2 separate regions of the Homo sapiens genome follow, and region 2 is linked to region 1. Evidence: read pairs that join two places in POLR2A ChIA-PET (ENCODE). Cell type or tissue: OCI-LY7. All regions are shown on one strand.

Evidence for each region. Peaks named below come from ENCODE experiments on the same cell type or tissue, not always from the same donor. Only the 100,000 strongest peaks of a DNase experiment are listed, where the experiment ranks them.
Region 2: POLR2A ChIA-PET joins it to region 1 with 5 read pairs; 3 of 35 experiments call an interaction of 5 or more read pairs at or near these places.

The regions. Positions count from the first base shown.
Region 1 is chr9:100,407,385-100,415,384 of GRCh38, reverse strand. No RefSeq gene overlaps it. Among named protein-coding and RNA genes, the nearest start is that of MSANTD3, 16 kb to the left of the region's middle. RefSeq lists a silencer at 3,664-3,753. In OCI-LY7, no CTCF peak of the experiment used is centred here; a DNase peak (open chromatin) is centred at 3,594; H3K4me3 peaks cover 1,437 bases.
Region 2 is chr9:100,495,288-100,503,287 of GRCh38, reverse strand. It overlaps MSANTD3-TMEFF1 (MSANTD3-TMEFF1 readthrough), which reads right to left. Exons shown (of 10, transcript NM_001198812.1): 2 at 4,414-4,523. TMEFF1 (transmembrane protein with EGF like and two follistatin like domains 1) reads right to left here. Exons shown (of 10, transcript NM_003692.5): 2 at 4,414-4,523. Among named protein-coding and RNA genes, the nearest start is that of TMEFF1, 26 kb to the right of the region's middle. In OCI-LY7, no CTCF peak of the experiment used is centred here; no DNase peak of the experiment used is centred here; H3K4me3 peaks cover 356 bases.

The DNA.
Region 1 (8,000 bases):
GCTTTAGTTAATAATAATGTATCAATATTTGTTCATTGATTGTGACAAAGATACCATTCTAATGTAAGATATTAACAATAGAGAAACTAGGTGTGGGATATATAGGAGTACTCTGTTCTATCTTCACAGTTTTTCTGTAAATCTAAAACTACACAAAAATAAAAAGTTGATTTTTAAAAATTGGCTTCTATGTTATAGACACCCTTAACAACACTAAAAGACAAAATCAAAACAATGATGTACTATTTTCAGATACCAGATTGACCAAAATGTAAAACTGTTTGGAAAAAATGGGTTCTTTCATGGAAGTGTAAATCGATAGGAGCTTTTTAAAGGGCAGTTGCTCTCAGAATGTTAAAATGTGTATTCCTAGGTATCTAGAGAACGACTACTTTCACATATGCAAAAAAGGGCATGCACAAGGGTTTCCTAAAGCATCATTAAACCTAACTTCTATCAAAAAGGAAATGATTAAATAAGCTATGGAATAGTCATATTTAGAACACCGTATTTCGGCCGGGCGCAGTGGCTCACGCCTGTAATCCCAGCATTTTGGGAGGCAGAGGCGGGCGGATCACGAGGTCAGGAGATCGAGACCATCCTGGCTAACACGGTGAAACCCTGTCTCTACTAAAAATACAAAAAATTAGCCGGGCGTAGTGGCGGGCGCCTGTAGTCCCAGCCACTCAGGAGGCTGAGAGAGGAGAATGGCGTGAACTCGGGAGGCGGAGCTTGCAGTGAGCCGAGATCGCGCCACTGCACTCCAGCCTGGGCCACAGAGCGAGACTCGGTCTCAAAAAAAAAAAAAAGAACACTGTATTTCATTAACTCGAGGATGTGACCCGCTATAGCCTTCGTTATTTCATACATCATTAAGAAAGAAAAATGATCCTAATTAAGCTATGACACAAAGCTTTCTTGCCATTTATAATTTTTATTTTATACTTATTGAAAAAGCTAATTAAGGCTTAAGACATCTTTAGTTCCATATTATCCTTATGCATAAATTAAAAGGATTCATGAAATAAATTGATTACCATATAGCTAAATCCTCTTCTCAGAGTCTGAACCTTCTGTATAATGTTTAGACTCAGAATCATCAATATGCCAGGCTGCTAACCTCCATTCTGCAAGTTTTGATGCATACCCAGCAGGCAATGACAACCACATCACTATTGCTGCCTTGCTAGCTGACAGCAACTGTAAGATGCATACCAATCTGAGAGATCATAAAATGTGAATAAAAAAGTGTGCCTTAGAAACAAGAGTATTTTGCAGCAGCTAAAGGAACTGAGGAATTCTAATTCATATTGCTAAGAAAAAATAGCAAGTTGCAAAAAATAATATGCAGTATAAGCACATTTATGGAAAAAAGCAAAATAAACCTCTATGTTTGTGGGACATTCCCTGAAAATTTGGCTACTCAAATTTTCTTCCTTTTTTTTTTTTTTTTTTTTTTTTTTTTTGATACAAAGCCTCTCTCTGTCTCCCAGGCTGGAGTGCAGTGGCGCGATGTCGGCTCACTGCAACCTCCGCCTCCCGGGTTCAAGCGATTCTCCTGCCTCAGCCGCCGGAGCAGCTGGGACCACAGGCTCGCACCACCATGCCCGGCTAATTTTTTTGTATTTTTAATGGAGATGGGGTTTCACTATATTGGCTAAGCTGGTCTCAAACTCCTGACCTCAGGTGATCCGCCCACTTTGGCCTCCCAAAGTGCTGGGATTACAGGCATGAGCCACCACATCCGGCCTCAAATTTTCTGTACTTGAAAATTCTATACTTTAGATACTTGAAATTACCTTTCAAGTATCTATAGAATGGCATGATAAGGGGGACCTCACAGCTCCCCTTTATTGTGCCATTCTATACTTTAGACACTTGAAAAGTAACTTTCCCAGACTCCTGTTGAGAGGTCAACTTGATAAAATTCCTGTCAATGAGTAGCAGGCGGGTATTCCCTTAGGCTCCTTTTCTTGAATGAAAATATAAAACTTCACAAGAAGATGACTTTTGGCTTTTCTTATCTAGTACATGCACACAATTCCTCGAGAAGCAGCAATCATCTTATGACCACAAGGACAAAAGTCACATGCTGGGAGTGGTAAACTGAAAGATAGAAGGACCCTAAGCGCCTGAGAGCATTGTTGAGCTGAGCTGCCATGCACTCCCGCTGTGCGCTGCCTGCTCCTGGGCTTCTTTCCTCTCCTTTTCTTTGTGTGGTAAAATATACATAAAATTTACCATTTTAACCATTTTTTGGTTTTGTTTTGGTTTTGAGGTCTTGCTCTGTCGCCCAGGCTGGAGTGCAGTGGCGCGATCTCGGCTGACTGCAACCTCTGCCTTCCGCGTTCAAGCGATTCTCTTGCCTCAGCCTCCTGAGTAGCTGGGATTACAGGTGCGCGCCACCACGCCCAGCCAATTTTTGTATTTTTAGTAGAGACGGGGTTCCACCACGTTGGTCAGGCTGGTTTCGAACTCCTGACCTCGTGATCCACCCGCCTCGGCCTCCCAAAGTGCTGGGATTACAGGCGTGAGCCACTGCGCCCGGCCCATTTTAACCATTTTTAAGTGTACAGTTCAGTGGCATTAAGTGCATTCACATGGCTGTGCAACCATTTTCACCATCCATCCAGACGTTTTCATCATCCTCAACTCTGCACCTGTTAAACACTAACTCCTCATTTCTGCCCTACCTGCAGCCTCAGGTAACCATTATTCTATTCATCTGTCTTTGTGTATAATATTTGACTATTCCAGATACTTCATGTAACTGGAATCATACAACATGTGTTCTTTTGTGTATGTTTTTTTTCACTTAGCATAGTGTCTTCAAGGTTTGTCCATGTTGTAACTTGCATCAGAATTTCACTCTTTTTAAAGGCTGAATAAGGTTCCGTATATACCACATTTTGTTTATCATTTATACGGGGACATTTGATTTGTTTCCCCCGGGCTTTTGTTTGTTTGTTTTGTTTTTTCAGGGTTTTACTCTGTTGCCCAGGCTGGAGGGCAGTGGGGCGATCACTGCTCGCTGCAGCCTCAACCTCCCAGGCTCAAGCGATCCTCCAACCTCATGATAATGGTTATAATAGCACTTGCCATTTACTGGGCTTTTTCTGCGTACCAGGCAGTGCGCTAAGCCCTTGATACATACGACGTCATTTAATCTTCACAAAATCCCTGTGATGCACACAACTACAATCAACTACATTTGATACAGGTAGCGATTGAAACTTGGACAGATAACTTGCCCAAGGCCACACACAGTCACACCAGACACTGGAATCTGGATCTGTCTCACTGCAAAGCAGCAATTCTTGACCACTAAAGTAATTGAAAAAAAAAAAAAGCAAAATCAATAGACTCGATGTGAGCAGTAAAAGACGCATCGTGTGTAAACTAAGGTCAGTCTCTGACGGGTTCTCTTTGAGTACCCCCGGGACACCCACTAAACGGCCCCAAGAGCGCTAACCCCACAGAGCCCTAGAGGTTTTCCTGCTCCTATCCCATCCACGTTTTCCTCGTCACTGCAGTCTAAGCTTCGCGAGCTCCTCCCCTTCTTCGCCACTGGCTCCTCCTACGCAAGCGCACTGTGACCCGGAACTTGACTACCGTTCAGCGTGTCTCCCAGAGCTGCTGCGCTGGAGCTGAGGGAGCGCGCAGAGCGGGGCGGTTGGGCGGGGCCTCTGTGTAAGCTGCGGGGCTTCGCGGGCTTTGGGTTGGGGAATGAATGGCGTGGACCGTACTTGTCAAATGGAAGGAGTCGCAAAAATTTCGATTGCACAAGTGTTTCATCCATCCCTCCATTTACTCCAGAAGTCTGTACAATGTCAATGACTGCTGTGTGCTGGCACCCACCTGGCACAACGACTGTGCTCCCTGCGTACCCGCACTTGATGGATACAGCAGTTCATGAAGGAAATGGGGACTAGGGGATGTGAAAGATGTTCCTGGAACCTCCCTCCTTGCTCACAGCCCCCATTTCCCTATCCCCTCACCCCACCACCAAAATTCATATAGGAGATGTCGGTATCTAGCAGGAATGGCACCAGGTTGTCTCTAGGGTTACCATTCCATGCTCCTCTGTTATCCAGAGGACCCGTACTTACCCCATGCGCATTCATCTGAGGGTCATGTAATGGCCTTTTTTAGTGTCAATGTCCTCCTAAGACTGTATGATCTAGGATGGTAGAGACAAGGTCTTGCTCACACTTGAGTCCCCTGACAGTTGAATACCCAGATCCTAACGCAGAGTTTGGCCCAGGTAAGATTCAGATTTACCTCAATATAAGAAACACAAATGAGCAGCTACTCTGTACAGTAGGCTATGTGATATATAGCATACAAAAATAGGCTAAGTCCGCTTTCTAGGAGCTCACAGTCTAGGAGGGTTGGAACGCTTTTCATAAGATAAGGTGAGGAAAGGGGGCACTCAACAAAGGAGCAAATAGCTAGGGATGGGGACTGTCGAAGGCAGACCATTGATCCTTAACGCTGGTCCCCAGGGACAGAGAAAGAGAAAAGGGAGTGGGGGAGGGAGGGGAAGAAAAGTAGTAATTTTGTTTTGCTTGCTTATTTGTATTTTTGTGCCAAACTATTTTTTTTCTATTATGTTTTCTCAAAAGTTGAATATTTTCTCACATCTGCAGCAACCTGGGCCATTATTGCATAAATTCCTCTTTCCTCAATGTCTGCTTCATGTCAGTCCTCTAACCTCTCTCTCCCAGTTCTTCCTCCTGACACCTACCACTCCTCTGATTGCTTAACAAGTGTTAAATTGTAGAAATGGTTTCTGTTCTCATTGTTCAGCTTCACAACCACTTTATTTCTAGAACATATGGTCTCTAACTCATTAAGAAATAGCCGAACTGACCGGGTGCGGTGGCTCACGCCTGTAATTCTGGCACTTTGGGAGGCCGAGTCGGGCGGATCACGAGGTCAGGAGATCGAGACCATCCTAGCTAACACGGTGAAACCCTGTTTCACAGGCTAAAATACAAAAAATTAGCCGGGCGTGGTGGCGGGCGCCTGTAGTCCCAGCTACTCGGGAGGCTGAGACAGGAGCATGGCGTGAACCTGGGAGGCAGTACTTGCAGTGAGCCGAGATCACGCCACTGCAATCCAGCCTGGGCGACGGAGCAAGACTCTGTCTGAAAAAAAAAAAAAAAGAAAAGAAATAGCCAACTATCTATCTATATACACCATTTTATAATTTCCCAATTCCAAAAAGCTTTTCATTTATCCAGTTTTTTGTTTTTGCTTTTTTTTTTTTTTTTTTTTGAGACAGAGTCTTGCTCTGTTGCCCAGTGCAGTGGCATGATCTCACCTCACTGCAACCTCCACCTCCCGGGTTCAAGCGATTCTCCTGCCTCAGCCTCCTGAGTAGCTGGGATTACAGGCACGTGCCACCACACCCAGCTGATTTTTGTATTTTTAGTAGAAATGGGGTTTCACCATGTTGGCCAAGCTGGTCTCAAACTCCTGACCTTAGATGATCCACCTGCCTTGGCCTCCCAAAGTGCTGGGATTACAGGCATGAGCCACCGTGTCCGGCTCCATCCATCCAGTTTTATAAGCAAGCATAGTAATCTGGTAGATTTATTTGACACTATCCCCACCCTTACATTCTCATATCCAATATATTATCAAGTTTTGTCAATGTTATGTCCCGCACATTTCTCAAACCTGTCTGTGTCACACCATCTCTACCAGCACCTTAATCCAAACTTTTACCTGGATTAATACTATACTCACCTCAATTTCATTTTTGTTTGTCTGCCAATCCATTCTCCCCAGAGCAGAATAATAATATTCTTAATATGCAAATCTAATCTGCCATTTGATCCTAACACCTGTCAATGATTTACTTTCATTTCAAGGTTAAAGACCAAAATCCTTAGTGGGACCTACAATATTGCCCTGCCAAAATCTTCACTCTATTTTACTTTGTTCTATCCACTTTGTCTTTCTGTCTTACCCACTGGCCTTCTTTCAGTTCCTTAAAAACACCCTTCTACCACAGGGACTTTGCACATACTATTCCCCCTACTTCATGTATTATTTTCCTTGTTCTTCATATTCTTAGCAACTACACATCCTCTAGGTCTCAGATTTAACATCACTTCTTAAGAGAAACTATCTCTGACTCCCAGATCAAGTCATTACAAAGATGAATTCTGCCAAGTAAGCGTGATCAAAGTAAAAGTGTGTGTTCAGAACTCCATTTGCTCCTCCTGGTGCACTCTTCACGTTTCTCTGCCATGCCTTGTGGCTAAGCAGGCTGATTTGTGTGGACTACACCAACATCTCCCTGGCCTCCCTGGCCCTCAGAGCAAATGAGGGTGTCAAGGTGTTTATCCCCTGCACCTCCAAGCTGGGTCGCTGCACGCTGGCTACTCCCTCAACCAAGTGCCAGCTACAGCTTTTGTCAGGCAGCTGTCTCCATGGAGGTTTCTTTGTCTCCAAGTTCTAGGAACTGCTGCCTCCTCTCGCTCCTCCAAGCTAAGGGGTACCATCAACAGTGCTATCACATACTACATTATTACTTCTGGTTCCCCTAATCCCTGCCCACTCCTTTGTAAATAGTTCTTGTATTTAACACTTTTCAAATTACCCTCTTGCTGTTTGCCATCTGTTTCCTCTGGGGACCCTGACTGCGACATTGCCCTGGGGAATTTTTGGTGTAACTAAAGTTTACATCATTGGTGTCAAAACTTTTATTTATGGCCAACCAAAAGGATTATCTAGTCCTTTATATTTATAAAATGGAATACTATATGGTTACTGAAAAAGCATGTTTTTGAAAATAGAAACAGGATAGAAATATGTTGAATTTGGTCTCAATTTTATTTTAAAAAATCTTAACTAATATTTGTCTCTATTCAACAGATATGCTTCAAAATGTTAATAGTTGCTTTCAGAGTGACAGAATTACTTTTTTGTATATGATTTTCTCTATTTTCCTGGTTTTCTGCAATAATATTACATTTTTATGATAATAAAGATATATAATATATATACATACACGTTATTTTAAGACATTTTTAATTGATCCAATTATTCAAGTTATAAAATCCATTAATTAATTAAAGTATAAATTAAACAAGACAATGAAAGTATATTGCCTAGGACACTACTTGCACGAGGTGGACACTCAATGTATCAATAACAATTTATCATGACAAATAAATGTTTTCCAAACTTCTCAGCTTTATTAAACAAAATACAGAGAACACAAATTAGACTTTTCTGGATGACTTGGGAATATTAATTATCATATTGTACTTTAATAGGATGCTCTGAGCTCATTTAATTCAATTCTTTCATTTAACATACCAAAAAAAATCTGTAAAATAGAATCATCCCCAGAGAGGTTAAGTGACTTCCCTGAGGTCATATACAGCTAATTAGTGCTCTCAGCTCATTTTTTTCTCTCTAAAGACTTCCTCCAAGATCTGCTTCCTTTCCTCCAGAGAAATACTTCTTTTCCTATATTTGTCAGTACGTGCAACTTATTTAATTCTATTGCAAACTTTTTTTTGACTAATTAACCCTATTCCTAACTCTGTAATACTACATTATGTATTTTTTCTTTCTCTCTCCTTGTCTCAGTTCTATTTTGATTCTGGAAATAGATGTTATCAAGTGAAATGAATACTAATAATAGATAACAGTGAAAGAAAATAAAATAGATTCAGAATAAACTTAGATTTAAGAATGAGTTGCTGCAACTATCTGAGGCTGGTGACGCAGTTGGTAAAAAGAATTTACCAAGGCAGGCTGGGCATCATGGCTCACTCCCGTAATCCCAGCACTTTGGGAGGCCGAGGTGGGCAGATCAGTTGAGCTCAGGAGTTTGAAACCAGCCTGGCCAACATGGTGAAACCCCATCTCTACTAAAAATACAAAAATTAGCTGGGTGTGGTGGCACATGCTGGAATTATACCAGCTACTTGGGAAGCTGAGGAGGGAGGATCGCTTGAACCAGGGAGGCAGTGGTT
Region 2 (8,000 bases), 88 kb before region 1:
GCAAGATAATAGCTCTTATTAGCAGACTAAAAAAAAAAACAATTTGAATTTTTATTTAAAATCCTGTTATCTGTTAAAATGTATTTAAATAATGTCCCAGAAAGCTTCTATTTAGCACTAAAAGCATGCTGAATCATAAGCAAGTTTTTAAAATGAATTGAAAGATACTGCTAAAGCATCCAGCAGAGAAGGGTTTAATGGGCATGTCAGGTCATTATTTTTAAGCTGGCAATAACCTAAGTCTACCCTGAACAGATTTATAATCTTATAAAGGAAGGCAGAATGGTCAAAGGAAGGTTCACTCGGCAGCAAGATCAAACTATACTGTAAGCCCTGAGGCAGTTTGCTCCTACAAGGCAAGGAACCAGTCTTTAAACATCTTTACATCCTCAGCATCTAGTCTCATACCCAGCACAAGTAAGCACTGGATAAATGTCTAATGGTGTCAACTCCCAACATATTTTCCTTCCCTGCTTTGCCACAAGGTAAAAATGCAAGGAATTCAGACAGATCATGGAAGGATTTTCTAGCTGTTCAAGTATATTTTTTAAAACGTCAAAAAGGCTATTTCTTTATAATCTTAGAGTTTCAGGGAAATACTTTTCTCAAAAAATGAAGAAAAGCAGGGCTGGGCATAGCAGCTCATACCCGTAATCCCAGCACTTTGGGACGCCAAGGTGGGAAGACTGCTTGAGCCCAGGAGTTCAAGACCAGTCTGGGCAACCTAGAGGTCTTGGCGCTACAAAAAAAAATTTTTTTAATCAGCCAGGTGTGGTGATGCACACCTGCTGTCCCAGCTACTCAGGAGGCTGGGGTGGGAAGATCATTTGAGCCCAGGAGGTCAAGGCTACAGTAAGCTATGATTGTGTCACTGCACTCCCGCCTAGGCAACAGAGTGAGACCCCGTCTCAAACAAAAAAAAAGACAGATAAATATAAGGTGAAAATCTGAAATTTCTTTGTGTCTAAAATATAAACAAAATGAAAATGAAACTAAGATATACAATTATTTTTGTCAATTAAAAATACATAGTGTTAAAAAGAAAAACAAAAAAATGAAATTAGGATAACTTCTTTAAAATATAGAGTTCTTTGGAATCTATTGTTCCTGGAAAGGAACAATCTCCAAGATAAATACTATTAAATGATTTAATATTTAAAAGGGGAATTAAACAAATTTATATACACACAAAATACTTCTAGAAGGAAATGCAAGAAGTAACAGATGTTGCCTTTGAGAAGAGTTGACAGTCTGGAGTGGAAGCTTTTTTTGCTACATATCTTCTTATATTGTTCAAGTTGTTTACTATGGGCATACATTACTCTTTTTAAAAATAAATCAAAGTAGCCAGGCGCGGTGGCTCATGCCTGTAATCCCAGCACTTTGGGAGGCCAAGGCAGGCGGTTCACGAGGTCAAGAGTTCGAGACCATCCTGGCCAACATGGTGAAATCCCGTCTCTACTAAAAACACAAAAATTAGCTGGGTGTGGTGGCATGCACCTGCAGTCCCAGTTACTAGGGAGGCTGAGGCAGGAGAATCATTTGAACCCGGGAGGCGGAGGTTGCAGTGAGCCACGATCGCACCACTGCACTCCAGCCTGGCAACAGAGCGAGGCTCCATCTCAAAAAATAATAATAAATAAATAAAAATAAATAAATAAATCAAAGCAGCAGGTTCTCTTGAGAGTTTATGAGTTAATGAATATCAAATGCTCAGCATAGTAAGCAATATATATATATTCCAATATTGTATTGCACAGAGTATGTATATATGCATACACATGTCTTTACAAATCAACATGAGGGAAAAAGAAAATACCCCAGAAACTAGACACAGAATATGAAATATTAATTCACAAAAAAAAATGGTAACAAATATACAGCACATTTTCAATTTCTCTAGTAATCAAATGCAAATAAAAATTGTTTTTGCCTTTCAGATTTGTAAATTTAAAAGGACCAACAAAATCCACTATCAAAAGGTTGAGGGGAAACAGGACATCTGATATGAGGCTATTGGTGATAATGTTAATCTGCACATGAGTATCCACTGGCCCAACAATTCCACCTCAAGGAATTTAACCTAAGGAAACACAGCAGCTGAAGAGGAGAACAGCCCCGGTCTTCCCCACACAGGATGACTAAATCTTCAACAACAAAACCCACCACCTTTCTTTTAATGAACCAGATAACAGACTTGAGGACAATCACAGCCACTAAAAAGTGAGAGGGAAATCTCGGAAAGGAGAGAGTTCGAGGGGAGTCCCAGTTTCCGCGTATAAACTCAGAGCACGTTTCTGGCAGACCCCTAAACCACACATGGGGCAGACTCCAAGTAGCCCCAGTGAGGCTAAAAGAAATGAATTGATACTTGTGTTGCTGCCCACCACAAGTAAGGCAGAATCTGCAGTTTGAATTCAGCCAACGGTTTCAAAAATAACAATAATCTTCAAAGGAACATAACAAAACTCACACACTCTAAAACATATGATTCACAATGTATAGGATAAATTCAAAGTTACTCTAATGTGAAGAAACAGGAAAATATGGTCCATTCTCACATGAGAAAACAATCAACAGAGGCAATACCTGAGGATGTCCTAGATATGGACATTAGCAGACATATTTTAAAGCGGCAATAACATCTATGCTCAAGGAAAATATGCTTACAGTGAATGAAAAGAGGAAATCCCAGCAGGTAAACAGAAACTGTAAATTCTAAACATAAAAAATCTACAATTAAAAACTCACTGGATGGGAAGAATGGAGATGACAGAAGAAAGGATTAGTGAACCTGAAGACAGATCAATAAAAATTATCTAATGTAAAGAACAGGAAAAAATTTGGGAAAAAAATGAACAGAGTATCAGGGACCTTGAGACAGTATCAAAAGGTCTAACACATCATGGAAGTCCCAGATTATAAGAAATAATAAGCAGAAAAAAAATTTTAAGAAATAATGACAAAATATTTCTTAAACTGAGTAACAAATAGATTTCAGAAGTTCTGCCAACCCCAAGCATGATAAGTTCAAGAAAAACCATACCACAGTACTTAATAGTCAAAAACAGTAAGGAAAAAATCTTGAAAGCAGTCAGAGAAAAATGACACATTAGGTTCAGGGGGAAAACAGTTCAAATTATCACCGACTTCTCATTTCATTCTGGCTAAAGTCACCTTCCATGCTATGCAGAGCTCTATGGAAAGGTGCTCTTGGCAAAGAAATGATGTCTCCAGCCAACAGGCAGCAGGGATCTGAAGCCAGCCAAAAGCTACCTAAGAAAGCTTGGCAGAAGGTGGCTGATATAAAAATGCCCAAGAGAAACCCTCCTATCATTCTACGTAATTGAATGTAAAGCCCCTTTCAACCATGAAGAAACTGGCTGGACAACAGTATACCTACATACCCTTCCTCCTTTACCTAAACTCTCCACTTCTTTTAATTAAAATAAACCACCTGATGGTTTACAGTTTTCAAAGATGTTTCATATGCAAGCTTTCTTTCCAATTTTGATTCTCATTTACAGTATCATAAGTAAGGGTAGGAAACGTGCCTTCACTTTTCAGATAGAATACTGATGCCAAGAAAATTACCTGAGCTCATACAGAAATTTGCCTGAGGTCACAGGGTTACCAGAAATACTAACTCTCCTATGCTTTCGTTTCTGATTTCTGTGCCCTTTCTTCCCCTCAAAACCCAAATGGTGGGTACGTTTAGAATAAAATTGTGAGTGGAAAAAAAATTCTAGTTCCTTTTTCGCCTCATATCAAATCAACCATCAGAGACCATCTTGTAAGAAACATTCTGAAGTCTGATTACCATTTAACCACAGAAAATAAAAAGAAAGAATTAAATATAACTATTTCCCTTGTTTTACTTTTTTAGACAACAGAATCACAACTAAAAGAGCATCTGAAAAGCAAAAATATTTACACTCTTAGTTTGAGGTTCCACTTGCTATTCGAGCTCTAACCTTGACTTACCCCGAGTCTCCAAGTCAGTCAAGTTCTGTGGCCTGAAGAGATGAGACAGCAACAAATAAGAATGGAAGGGAAAGAGACAGACTAGAAGGAGAAGAAAAGGAAAAAGATGCCAACATTTAAAATAAGAGACTCTAGTTCAACCTGTACCTCTTTCCTTTCAGTGACAATTATACCTTACATTTAAATAGAAATTTGACATTTTTTTCAAAGAATTGTCACATCTATTATTGTCAATCTGTCCTCTCAATTCCATGCAAGCAGTATGGAAGATACAAATAACAGGGCATCATCTGACAAAAAAGAACTGAGGGGCTGTGACCCCAATTTCTTTATGGGGTTCAAGGTGTTTTAGGTTTTTTAATTTGAAGAATTTAGAATTATAAAATACGAAGAATATAAAACTTTTCAAAATAGGCTGGGTTTCCTCACCTGAAATTGGCATGCACATTTCAAACCATCTCCATCTTCTTTACAGACTCCTCCATATTTACATGATGACTCATCACAAACTCTTACGTCAGACTCCCTCACATTTAATTCTGCAAAAGAAAAAAATTGTTTGACATATATATTTGGCTTTTTATTACGTGTGTGTGTCTGTGCGCGTGTGTGTGTGTGTATGAAAAAGTCCTTAAAATGTATTGAGCCCCCCCATTCAGAAGTGTAATAAGACATAACTATACAAAAAGAAATTCTGTAAGACACAAAATGCTCAGTATTCCCCAAACAGAATCCTGCATAGTAATGAGCCTAAAAGTAACTCAAAATAGAACTCAAAATTTCAGGACTTAACATAATTTCCAAAGGTAAATCTGTGGAATTTTTCCATTTTGCCTTCTAAGGCCTTAAGGTAGCAATCTTACTATTTCTTATTTAACATTTTAGGTTATTTTTCTAGTAAGTTACTTTTAAGGCTAATGAGAATTAACAGTAATATTAATTAAATGAGATAAAAATTATCTTAATTATTTTGGTATGCAGAATAAATTTTGGGTGATCATTATTCATTCTAGGCAAACTATTTTAACTACAAAAGAACAGTGAATCTGAATTTCATACAATAAATAATATGGAGCATTTGTGTACACAGAATTAAAGAGATTCAAAATCTTACTAGACTTAAAACTTTTAATGGACTGAATTAAGTTGACTCTACCAAAGCAAGCAGAGCCAATCAACAATACCAGAATTCTGTGGTCATATTGCTCCTGCTCCAACATTAAGCATCAAATTAAGCTTCAAGGTTAGTGCTTGAAGCTGCCAATCAGTGAAAGTGGGTGAAAATCACTACAATGCAATTTTCATATACTTTGTATGGGGAATGAGAGCTTACAAAAACAAATGCACTTAGGCAAACAATAAACAAATGACTGTTTAAAAAAAAAAAAACCATCCCAGTGTAGTGGTGAATACATGAGTCTGGGAGCAGAGAGAGTCCTAGATTAACTCCTGATTCTGCTGCTCAAAAGCTAAGACTCTCTGGGAAAAGAGCAAGGACTCCTGTATCTCTAGATCATGATGAGGTCCCGGCAAAGAGATCTAAGGGAGCATTTCTCCAGTTATCCCCATTCCTGGTTGTTTTCTATTTCTAGATTTCAAAGCAGGACTCAGTAAACTAAGTCAAGGGAATTCTATGTCCGGTGACAACTGTCCTAGTGATATTTCATTACCTCTCTCTACCCCATTTATTCCCACTGCTCTGCAGTGGTGTCTTGGGTCTCCTACTCCTAGCTCACCCTCCGAGGAGCTGGCAATCAAGTACCTGAATCCCTAAGGAGTTGACAGTCAACAGTACCTACTTGAGTAGTCACTGTCAACTAAGTACTGCACAAGGGCAAGATCACATCTAGGTGGGTTACAAAAAAATTATCTTTCTTAAATGATTTCTGGGTTACAAAAAATTATTTTCCTTAAATGATCTCAGGTGCACAGAACTGGATTAAAGCTCAAGCACTCACCAAAAAAAAAAAAAAAAAAAAAAAAGACATGAGTGGAAACTTAAAGCAAGAGAAAGCTAACACAAGCATTTTGTTATTCTTACTGTTTCACAAACTATTCCAGGTAGAGAAGGCCATCTTTTCATTCCTCATCACCCTGGCTGTGGAAGCTTTATGTCCTTGGTTCTCCTTACCTCCCCATTTTTGCTGTCTCTTCCCTTTCCCCCTTGACCTTGCTTTAGCTCTTGAGGCTCAATCCTAGGTATAGGGATTTTCCCCCTATCTACCCACACTTCTGCTAGGAACTTGGACAAGGTCTGGTTCCAATTACTATCAAAGACACATCTTCAGACAAAAGGAAGATAACAAAATATTAATAAAGAACTGCCCTGTAAAAGAGGGTAAGAATGTACAATATCTGCTCAACTAAGAGCTTAATCAAGTTTAGGGGCTACAGAAATAAGAACTGCACAATTTGACTAATGAAATACAGTGCATTTGTCTTTTCTCCTTTCTCTGTAGGCTTAAAGTTCACACTGGGTTCTATTACAACCAGACATAAAAAACAAGAATAAGTAAAGTTTTTATTTTGTCTGCGAGGCAAGATAATACTCTGAGTTATGATTTGCTACTTTGAGACTCTTGAATTGTAATGTTTTACCTGTTGTACTTTACAGGTACAGTGGATTGCAAGCTAGAACCTAAACCATCCCTGCCACCAGGAGTCACATTTGGTAACCCCAAGGAATGTTTGTATGAGGGACTACAGAATACTTTAGGGGAATAATCATCCCTGCTAATGTGAGGCAGAAAAGCTTGGTCCCACTGGCTGGGCCTGGTGGCTCACGCCTGTAATCCCAGCACTTTGGGAGGCTGAGCCAGGTGGATCACCTGAGGTCAGGAGTTCAAGACCAGCTTGGCCAACATAATGAAACCTTGTTTCTACTAAAAATACAAAAATTAGCTGGGCATGGTGGTACATGCCTGTAGTCCCAGCTACTTGGGAGGCTGAGGTGGGAGGATCACTTGAACCCAGGAGGAGGAGGCTGCAGTGAGGAGATCGTGCCACTGCACTCCAGCCTGAGTGAAAGAGCAAGACTCTGTCTCAAAAAAAAGAACTTGGCATAAACACAGCCTTGAACAAGAGAAGTGATCCTGAGCACAGTCCCTTCTAAAGACTTGGTTTGCTCCTCCAGCCCAGCTCCAAGAACTCATAACAGAGACAGAGGAGCTACAACAAAGAAACTAAAGAATGATTTTCACTAAAAACGAAGTGATAAGCTCTGCTTTGATGCTCACACAAGACATAATACATGGGGAGAAAGGAGCTGGGACACATCAACAGTCCCTGAATATCAGCAATGTATCTAGCAGGATAGCATAAGACCAAGGAGATGGTAGTGTCGGGCAAAGAGGCAGACCTCTGATATCTGACAGGAGGTACCAACGTGCAACTGCAGAGGCAGCAAACAGCACAGGAAGAAAAAGACAGGTGTCATGTAGCAGTGGAATGCATTAGTGGGCACACATCAAACACAATTTGGTGACTCCCGGAATAAATCTTGGAGGGAGGCATTTATGAGGGTGCTAGAGGTCCTATATCATTAATAGGTAAGGGTAAAAGTCATGAAATTCTGATTACTCTGGTTATTAGTCATATTTTATTTTATGCATATCTTGCTATCAAATCCATGCTAGTTTCATGTGTGTTCATGCATAAATGTGATTAGTTTATCATCAGAAAGCCATTACTAAGCATCTACTAGGTACTTAAAACTATGCTAAGAATTTTGGACACACAGGAAAAAAATGTAACGGGATGATCTTGCTAATATATGCAACAATTAGTGATGAATTCAATACAGTCTATAATTAAGGGGCTAAATGCGTCATACAGTCTATGACTGCTGTAGGAGTTCAAGAGACAGGGGACAAAACTGGATTTGAGGCATAGGGTGCAGTGTCAGAAAAAACAAGACTTGTATTGACCTTGAAAAATTAATAAGGCTTTTTTATCATAATAAAGCTAATACAGGATCATTATAAAGAATTTGGAAAAGATATTTTAAATATAGAATG